Regions from separate parts of the Homo sapiens genome. Here region 2 is linked to region 1. The links are chromatin loops, found by intact Hi-C in ENCODE. Cell type or tissue: B cell. All regions are shown on one strand.

Region 1 (5,000 bases):
CAGAGCTGCCACTCTGCACTGCCCTGGATGGCATGGGCGAGCACACTGGCAGGCAGCCACACCTTCTGCAGAAATCAATTGATAAAGACACCCTTAAAGCCTGTGCTTTGAACAAGTGGTAAGTTAACAACGATAAGGGCCTGAAGCAATACGCAGTTGTATAGACCTCCCAGAACAAAGCAATTTGATATACCAGCAGCACAGGACCCAGCTGGGCCAGAGCCTTTCTTTGGCCACAAGTGTGAGCAAGGATGACTGATGGTGATCCTTGGTTGAGAAGGAGCCGGCACCCAATGGCAGAGCCATGCTCAGTCTCTGAAGGGTGTGGGTGGACTACTCTCAAGCAATCCTTTTGTCAGCCTCACAAAGCTCTTTTCAGAGACCATTAACTCTAGCTACCTGGTTACACTCTACCTGGTCCCAGAGTGAACAATCCCAATTAAGGCAAAGCCCTATGGAATGCTTCCCTAACAAGGCTGTCTGCCCAGGTGTACTACAGGTTACATTTAAAAACCAGGCTTTTGGAGAAAAACTCGTAGTCAACAGTTGTTCGGCTCGGATTCACTCACAATTCCAAATAACTTGAGGAAAGAAGAGGAGCTGCAGTTGACTTTTGAGCACTGACACTTAATTTTGGGGTCCTTTAGTTAGTAGGCAGAGTTGGTAAACTGATTTTTTTTTTAATAACAGGGAGGGACCGAAAATCTATGGCACACTTGGGAAAAAAAATTGGGCACATATGACAACTCTTTAAAAACTGCCCTTTGAACAGAAAAGTCTGCTATTCTAGTATGTAAGACTTTGGAGTCATCTGGGAATTGATTTGAAATGCACATTTTCTTGTCACCCCATATTCACACTGTAAGAACTAGGGAAGTGACGGACTACCCACTTGGCCTTAGGCCCAATTCCAGAGGCATGAAATGTTGGCAGACTAAGAAAATATGGTCCTTTCTCTGCCATTAGAAAAAATAACAAAGAATTCACTGGACATGGTGGCATACACCTGCAGTCCTATCACTTGGGAGGCTGAGGTGGAAGGATCACTTGAGCCCAGGAGTTTAAAGCTGCAGTGAGCTATGATTGTACCACTGCATCCAGCCTGGGTGACAAAGAACCTATCCCCCCAAAAAAGAAAATATGATCGTTTGACCAAAGGCCTTTTCGAAGTGCCTGTAAAGTGAAAATTAGTCACAGCACTAAGATTACTTGGCTTTTTTCACCATTCTCAAGTAGGCAGTGGAGTTTCCAAGTAACAAGACTGGTATAAAAAGTGCACAAGCACATAAGAAGCTAGATATCTTTGAAGAGATCTATGTTGGTTTTGATTTCTAATGTAAATATTTGTAATTCACCCAACAAAACTCACCTAGACTAGTATATTAATGTATTTATGAACTAAAATAAAGATGACAGTTTTTAAAAAAAAATTTGGAGGAGTGGGAGAGCAGGTGTCCCTTGTTGGCTTTGTGGGTAGCTCAGTGGTTTGCACCTGTGCAGCAGTGGTTTCTATTTTTTGTGTCATGATGGGTCCTTCCTAGTGACTACCTGTCCCAACCACTTGGGTTTATAGGTCCCCAAGATGAAGGGCCATGTCTCCTCCATCAGTTTAGGGGCTGCCAAGATCAGGAAACCTATTAAGTGCCACCAAGGGAGATAAATGACTAAGTGCTGTTCTTCCTCCACCTGAGTGGTGCCACTCGAGATAGGAGCCGCGCAAGCACCTGCATGCCCCCGCCCCCACACCCCCCACCCTCGCCCAGTGAGGACCACCTGCGCGGCCAGGACCGCGCTGACCCTGCCCTGTCTCCACAGGTTTCGGCATGACCACCCCCGCGACGGTGGGCGGGAAGGCCTTCCTCATCGCCTACGGGCTGTTCGGCTGCGCTGGGACCATCCTGTTCTTCAACCTCTTCCTGGAGCGCATCATCTCGCTGCTGGCCTTCATCATGCGCGCCTGCCGGGAGCGCCAGCTGCGCCGCAGCGGCCTGCTGCCCGCCACCTTCCGCCGCGGCTCCGCGCTCTCGGAGGCCGACAGCCTGGCGGGCTGGAAGCCCTCGGTGTACCACGTGCTGCTCATCCTGGGCCTGTTCGCCGTGCTGCTGTCCTGCTGCGCCTCGGCCATGTACACCAGCGTGGAGGGCTGGGACTACGTGGACTCGCTCTACTTCTGCTTCGTCACCTTCAGCACCATCGGCTTCGGGGACCTGGTGAGCAGCCAGCACGCCGCCTACCGGAACCAGGGGCTCTACCGCCTGGGCAACTTCCTCTTCATCCTGCTCGGCGTGTGCTGCATTTACTCGCTCTTCAACGTCATCTCCATCCTCATCAAGCAGGTGCTCAACTGGATGCTGCGCAAGCTGAGCTGCCGCTGCTGCGCGCGCTGCTGCCCGGCTCCTGGCGCGCCCCTGGCCCGGCGCAATGCCATCACCCCAGGCTCCCGGCTGCGCCGCCGCCTGGCCGCGCTCGGTGCCGACCCCGCGGCCCGCGACAGCGACGCCGAGGGCCGCCGCCTCTCGGGCGAGCTCATCTCCATGCGCGACCTCACGGCCTCCAACAAGGTGTCGCTGGCGCTGCTGCAGAAGCAGCTGTCGGAGACGGCCAACGGCTACCCGCGCAGCGTGTGCGTCAACACGCGCCAGAACGGCTTCTCGGGCGGCGTGGGCGCGCTGGGCATCATGAACAACCGGCTGGCCGAGACCAGCGCCTCCAGGTAGACCGCCCGTCCGCCCGCGCCGGGGACCCTCTCCAGGCCGCGGGGCCGCCGGGCGTGGTTTGCTTCTCTCAGTCACTGCTGGCGCTTTCTTAATCTTTATCCAATAAAATGAAACAAAAAAAATTTTTTTAAAGAAATACTATTTGGCCAGGCCTGATGTTATCAAGGGCAGGTTTTGGGGACGCCTGTGTTCCTTGTGAGTCCCCTCTTGGAGAACCGTGGCCCCCAGCAGATTCTCCTTCAGGGAGAGAAAACGTGGCCCCCCAGGCCCACACCCAGGGCATACCGCAGCGAGGAGGGTTTTGCAGACTGGCACTAAACCCCGTCCCCATGCACAGAAGCAGCCGGCAACCCCAAAGCATATGGTGCAACTTTTCGTGGCTCTGAATTACCTCCTCAGCATTTAGAATCCTGGCCCAGCCTAGCAGCTTCCTTCTGGTCGTCAGAAGTGATATAGTCACAGTTTTGACAGGTGGGGGTTGGGACAGCCATATGTTGCCTCCCGATGTATATATATAGAACAGCCACTACACACAGAGAATGGTGTAGTATTATGCAATGAGATGAAACATAGCACCAACTTGCGGACTGTGGCATTTCCCCCAGATTTGGAAATTGCAGTGGTGAGGGGCTTAGCTGGCCTTTCTCAGCTCAGAGTTAGTCCATTTAGCACAGAGCACAGGGCAGCTACTTCTAATGGTGGGCGGTCCAGGGCACCTGTGAGGAGGGGAGCGGTGAGGCTGCAGGAGCCCTGCTGGGCTTTTAGCTGGCTGATCTCCAGGCTCGGATCGGCAGATCTTGAATCCCCCAACCGTCCTTTCTTTCACAAGCTCATCCACAGCAGTGCTTTTCAATATTAACCAGGAATATCTGAGTCTTCTCAGACAAGATATTTATTTGTTGGTGTGGATTTTTTTTTTCTTAACTACTGTTGATCAGTTCAACTTTTCCCCCTTTAAGAGATCATGGGGTTGCCGGGCGCAGCCCTCCAGCTTCTCCTCCTCCTCCTCTGAAGGAGGCACCTCTGCCAGCTGCGTCCTTGGGAACCAGGGCCTGCAGCACCAGGAACCCAAAAGAAGCCATCTTGCAAATGTCAGGGTATTTGGCTCCAGAGGCCATGATGTGTTTGGGGTCAGGAAAGATAGAATCCCTTTCTAAATATTGTTTATCAAGAGGATTTGTCTTCTCCATGCACAGCCTATTGGAGGCAGAGGAAGGCAGGAGGGAGGTAGCTGGTGAAACTGGTGGATGGAAGTAATGTTAGGATTACAGTTTTGCTCTCGGGCTGAGGGACAGATTCTCCCAGACTTGCCTTCTGCAGCATAGGGGGTCCCTGACCTGGAGGAAGGCCAGATACCCAGGCTTCATTGAAAGGATAGTGGTCTGGGGGTGTAAACGAACACTCTCTCTGCCCATTTTTCTCATATATGATGAGGGCAAGGACAGGTGCCAGAGTTTATACAGGCACGGCGTGACCCACCAGTATGCACAGCTTCTGATAGGAAGTCTTAGAAAAGCACCGCCTCACCGCCTCCAGCTGGAGCCATGCTGTGAAATCTCTCTCCCTGGCAAATGTGCGTGGAACACACACACACACAAACATGCACGCATGCGCTCACGCACCCAGCATTAGAGTCAAACTTGAATGTCAAACTCTTCTTTCCCCTTCTAGTTCATGGCAGGAAGGGAAAGCTTACCTGAGATCTCAGTGACTCTCCAGCTATTTTGGGTAATTTCTGATTTGAGTTGGGATTGGTTTTTAAACACAGGCCCTAATCTGGGGTGAAGCCAGTGAAGCAGCGCTGGCCAGGAGAGACGTCAGTCTTGCTAAATCCTGAAGGTGGGTTCCTGTGAAAACCATGCTTTCAGGATTCACTGTGACTGTCAGGCCAGCCCAGTGAGTGCCCCCCATCCAACCCATGGTTGCGGTCACAGTGAAGGGATTGCCCACGCAGGGGCGCACGTGTTCTCTAGGGCAGGGCCCTCTGACAGGACCTGGAAATAAAATCCACATTTATCCCTTTAAAAAAGGGAACGATTAAAAGGCATCCAATTAGAGGTGTTACCTAGGCAACAGGAAATAACTTGGGGATCAGAGCCATCCAGAGAGGGAAGAAGAGATCCCCATGATAGAGGCATCTAGACAGTGAGGACTTGATCTGCGGGCAAAATAACAGCCTACCCACAGGAAGTGAGCCCCAGCAACAGTACAGCAGCCTAAAACCCAGGCATCAAGACTGTGTGAGCTAGACAGGTCTAAAGAAACCTCCAGGCAATCCCCCGC
Region 2 (5,000 bases), 250 kb before region 1:
GCATGGGCAGTGAGGCGTCTAGCACCAAGTACACAGACAAAGAGTGTGAAAAGCCGGCTGATACAGGAGGGCCCTTGGGAAGACTGCCTGCGCATCCCACAGGATTCTGGGCTCTGCAGTTCTCAGAGGAAAGGGCCAGCAGGTGGGTTTCCTTAGGCCCTGGGGTGGGAGGTGGGACATGCCTCTTTGGCACTCTGTGCTGTGTAACTGTTTTTGTTTTTGATTTGAGACAGGGTCTCACTTTGTCACCCAGTGGAATGCAGTGGTGCGATCTTGGCTCACTGCAACCTCTGCCTCCCAGTTTCAAGCAATTCTTCCTCAGCCTCCTGAGCAGCTGGAATTACAGGGACCCGTCACCATGCCGAACTAATTTTTGTATTTTTTGTAGAGATGGGTTTTTGCCATGTTGCCCAAAGCTGGTCTTGAACTCCTGAGCTTACGCAATCTGCCCACCTCGGCCTCCCAAAGTGCCAGGATTACGGGCATGAGCCACCGTGCCCGGCCCTGTGTGACGATTTATGTCCACCCCTGTCTCCTCAACAGCCCCAAGAAAACAGGGCCCATGTGGATCATGTTTGCCACTGGGCTCAGAACATGATGCCCCAAAGTATGGCACCTTGGAATGCAGGGTATTTTGAGCTTCAGGAGATTGAGAGGGCTGCAGAAGCAATAAGTTTTCTCTGAACTCCTGACTTCCTTTCTCCCATTCGCCTTTCTCTCCTAAAGTGGGTCAGAGAAACTAGAACTCCTCTTCCTGGAAACAAACCCTAAAAACTAGCAAGGTCACTCTCTGACCTCCTCCCTTCTCCCTTGAAGATCCTCCTGTGACAGGTGTCCTACCCCATACCTAGAGAGAAGGAATATCATACAGAGACACAAAAGAATTTGAACAAACAGGCCTAGCTGAGCTCCTCCTAATCTATTACTCTTAGGTCACACCCCCTTTTGTCCAATCACATTTCTATGTGACTGTTTTTGTGTGTGTGTGTGTTTTTTGAGACAGAGTCTCACTCTGTCGCCCAGGGTGGAGTGCAGTGGCGCGATCTCGGCTCACTGCAACCTCCACCTCCTGGATTCAAATGATTCTTCTGCCTCAGCTTCCCGGGTAGCTGGGACTACAGGCGCATGCCAACACACCAGGCTAATTTTCGTATTTTTAGTAGAGACAGGGTTTTGCTATGTTGTGCAGGCTGGTCTCAAACTCCTGACCTTGTGATCTGCCCACCTAGGCTTCCCAAAGTGCTGGGATTACAGGTGTGAGCCACCTCGCCTGGCCGTTTTTTCTTTCTTAATTGTATTAATTCACTTATTCACCTGTTTAGAAACAGGGTCCTGCTGCTTTGCCCAGGCTGGAGTACAGTAGCTGTTCACAGGCCTGATCACAGCGCTGGGCAGTCTGGAAGTCCTGGGGTCAAGCGATTCCCACCTCTTTCCCACTCCTTCCTGTGTGGCTGGGACTACAGGCACGTGCCACTGCGGCGGCTTGCCCTCAGTTTTGATTTGACTTCCCACACCCTGGAAGTGAGCAGAGGGGCCAGGAGGGTGGTGGGCAGCGAGAGGTTTGAGGAAGAGCAGATATCAGCCGTTTGCTCCTTCGGGCCTTGAAAATTCAGGGGTATGAGGATCTTGCAGATCAGCCGCCCCGGCAAGACAGTGGCTGACCCTTGGCAGGGAGCGGATCAGAGCCTCCAGTTAAGACAACTGGTTTGAAAAGTCTATCCCAGGTGGCTCTGAACTTGTCCTGTCCTCCCGGCTTCCTTCTCTACAGTCCCGGGGCGGACTTGTGCTCTTAGTAGAGGTCAGAACCAAGAACAGGTGTCCGCCTCAGAGGCCGGGTCCCCACTGCTTGGGCTGCGCTGGTTGCGGGTGCAGGGCGCCGTGTGGCCACCAGAGGGCACTCTTGACCAGGCGCCGGAACAAGCTCGCGCGACTGGGCTTTGCAGCCCCTCTTTCATCTTCCCACTGTCCCTGGGCTCCAGGGTCTGGCCCCTGGTCTTCCAGTTCAGTGGCCGGCACCCCCACACCCCTCGCCCTAATCCCAAAGGCAAGCACCACGCAAGGTCAGAGAAGGAGTATTGAAAAGAGACATGTACTTAAATTTGAATTTCAGATAAACAAATAGTATTTTTTTCCCTAGGCCACCATCTTTTGTGGAAAGGTATACTTTTTTTTAGCTTATGTCCAGCGCAATAGTTTTGCTAAATTTGGCGACCCTATTTTGGAATCAGACCTTTGCATTGGGATTCCAGCCTCACTTTTGACAAAAATTCTCTACTTGACCAAACTCTACTCAGGCACTTCTGAGCTCTTTTCCAGCTAGGCTTGACTTTTGGGTTTCTGTGTTATCTCTGCAACCTCAAACCCCTGGGCTCAAGGGATCCTCCCACCCCAGCCTCCCGAATAGCTAGGACTAATGCTCACATTACTACATCTAGCTAATTAAAAAAATATATTTTTTTTGGTAGAGATGGGAGTCTCACTATGTTGCCCAAGCTGGTTTTAAACTCCTGGCCTCAAATGATCCTTCTGCTTTGGCCATGGTGCCCGGCTTGCATCATCCAATTTTTACAAGAATCCTAAGTCAGTTGAGCAAGAATTCCCTACCTTTGATATCTGATCACTTTTTTTTTTTTTCAGACAGAGTTTCGCTTCTGTTGCCCAGGCTGGAGTGCAGTGGCATGATCTTGGCTCACTGCAACCTCCACCTCTGGGGCTCAAGCAATTCTGCCTCAGCCTCTGAAGTAGCTGGGTTTACAGGCGTGCGCCACCATTCCAGGCTAATTTTTGTATTTTTTTTTTTTTTTTTTTTAGTAGAGATGGAATTTCACCATGTTGGCCATGCTGGTCTGGAATTCCCAACCTTAGGTGATCCTCCTGCCTCAGCCTCCCAAAGTGCTGGGATTACAGGCACAAACCACCGCGCCCGGCCAATATCTGATCACTTTTATTTTTTTTGATATGGCATCTCCCTCTTTGCACACAGGCTGGAGTGCAATGGCGAGATCTCGGCTCACCGCAACCTCCGCCTGCCAGGTTCAAGTGATTCTCCTGCCTCAGCCTTCCGAGTAGCTGGGATTACAGGCACACGCCACCAGGCCCAGTTAATATTTTTGTATTTTTAGGAGAGACGGGGTTTCACCATGTTGGCCACGCTGGTCTCGAACTCCTGACCTCAGGTGATCCACCCGCCTCGGCCTCCCAAAGTACTGGAATTACAGGCATGAGCCACGGCGCCCGACCCTGATCACTTTTATTTTAGGAGGTGAGTTCTTTTAAATTATCACTCCCAGAGAGACTCTAAAATGAGACAAGCAATCATGCCCTAACTACCCTCTTTGAGCTATGCCTTCATCTCTTGAAACGGCTTGCTATTGCCATAAGTAGCTATAAATTAACCTAATAATGCCGTCCTAGACATTGTTACCACGCCCTATAGCTTAACAATGTATAGCCAATCATTAATCAATGCTATTTCTGTCAACCAATGAGAAGAATTCCTGACAAACAACTTTGTGGGTTTTTTTGTTTTGTTTTGTTTTGTTTTTTTGAGACGGTGTCTTGCTCTGTCACCAGGCTAGAGTGCAGTGGTGTGATCTTGGCTCACTGCAACCTCCGCCTCCTGGGTTCAGGTGATTCTCCTGCCTCAGGCCCCCCGAGTAGCTGGGGCTACAGGTGCGCACCAGCACGCCCAGCTAATTTTTGTATTTTTAGTAGAGACGGGGTTTCACCGTGTTGGCCAGGATGGTCTCGATCTCTTGACCTGATGTTCTGCCCTCCTCGGCCTCCCAAAGTGCTGGGATTACAGGCATGAGCCACTGGGCCTGGCCCACAAACAACTTTGTATCAGCCTGCTCCCTAGCCTCCGTTTTTGCCTTTAAAAACTTGCTTGTGACAAAGATCAAACAAAGCCCATATCCAAGGGTTACTTGGGTCTGAGTCTTCCAGGCAGCTGTCCTCAGTTTGGCTCAAGTAAACTCTTTATATTTTGTGCCTCAGCCTCTTCCTTTTAGGTTGACAATATCTAATGAGGTTCCTCATCCTCCGCCGCACTCTGGGTAATGTCTGATCACCCTGCTTGCCTTCAACAAGAATCCTGTCAGATCAGTTTAGCCAGGATATCCCCTTCCCCCAATGTTTCCTCTTAATAATTTCCATGCATCACCCACCTCTGCCCCCCACTGCTCCTTGGCTATACATTCCTACTTGCAGTGCTGTGTTTGGAGTTGAGCTCAGTCTCCCAATCTCTCCCCAACTTCAGCAGCCCATTGCAGTGGTTTCTATAGCTATCTTCCTAGTCCCTCCTTTAATAAAGTTTGCCTAACTATCTTCAACGAGTGTCATGAAGCATTTTTTTCTTTAATACATTCACTGAGTGGCAGGAGTGGTCCTCCTTTTTTCTGAGCTTCAGCACAGAAATGGGTTAGGATAACTTCTGAAACTGCCTTTGCAGTTCAGAAGTTCGGGCGACTCTCCTGCCTCATCCTCCCAAGTAGCTGGGGCACACACAGGCACACACCACTGTGTCTGGCTAATTTTTGTATTTTAACAGAGGCAGGGTTTTGCCATGTTGGCCAGGCTGGTCTCAAACTCCTGACCTCGAGTGATCCGCCAGCCTCGGCCTCCCAAAATGCTGGGATTACAGACGTGAGCCACCGGTGCCCAGCCTGGTTGTGGACTTTAGAGATGTAATCTCTTCTAGGACAAAGCTGACCATGAATAGGAGACTAGGAGACAGAAGTCCAAACCCCACAGGACTGGGAGACGCAAGGCAGCAGGCTGAGCCGAGGGTGTGAGTGCGAGCCTAAACCATCTTCCCCAACCAGGCTTGTAGTCTGTATCAACATTACTTTACTCTTCCACTGTTTTTATCAATGTGATTTTACTATTATAGGAAACTCTTGGCAAGAACGATAAAAGTTGCAAATGACTTTATTCATTCCAGGAACTTCCTGAAAGACATTAAAATCTAAATGCACCCCCCTCTCCCGGGACATTTGGAG

What was found. A loop is a pair of places that touch in the nucleus more often than their neighbours do. Peaks named below come from ENCODE experiments on the same cell type or tissue, not always from the same donor. Only the 100,000 strongest peaks of a DNase experiment are listed, where the experiment ranks them.
Region 2: a loop joins it to region 1, with 23 times the contacts of the local background. A loop is called at or near these places in 21 of 110 quality-filtered maps.

Annotation. Positions count from the first base shown.
Region 1 is chr2:47,518,624-47,523,623 of GRCh38, reverse strand. KCNK12 (potassium two pore domain channel subfamily K member 12) reads left to right here. Exons shown (of 2, transcript NM_022055.2): 2 at 1,816-5,000. The coding sequence ends at 2,717. It also overlaps a transcript of MSH2 not described here. Among named protein-coding and RNA genes, the nearest start is that of MSH2-OT1, 6.4 kb to the left of the region's middle. RefSeq lists a silencer at 2,416-2,685. In B cell, a CTCF peak has its summit at 2,262; a DNase peak (open chromatin) is centred at 2,293; H3K4me3 peaks cover 1,540 bases; H3K27ac peaks cover 583 bases; H3K27me3 peaks cover 223 bases.
Region 2 is chr2:47,764,971-47,769,970 of GRCh38, reverse strand. No RefSeq gene overlaps it. Among named protein-coding and RNA genes, the nearest start is that of MSH6, 16 kb to the left of the region's middle. In B cell, CTCF peaks have their summits at 1,695 and 1,899 (motif pointing right); a DNase peak (open chromatin) is centred at 1,890; H3K4me3 peaks cover 279 bases; H3K27me3 peaks cover 460 bases.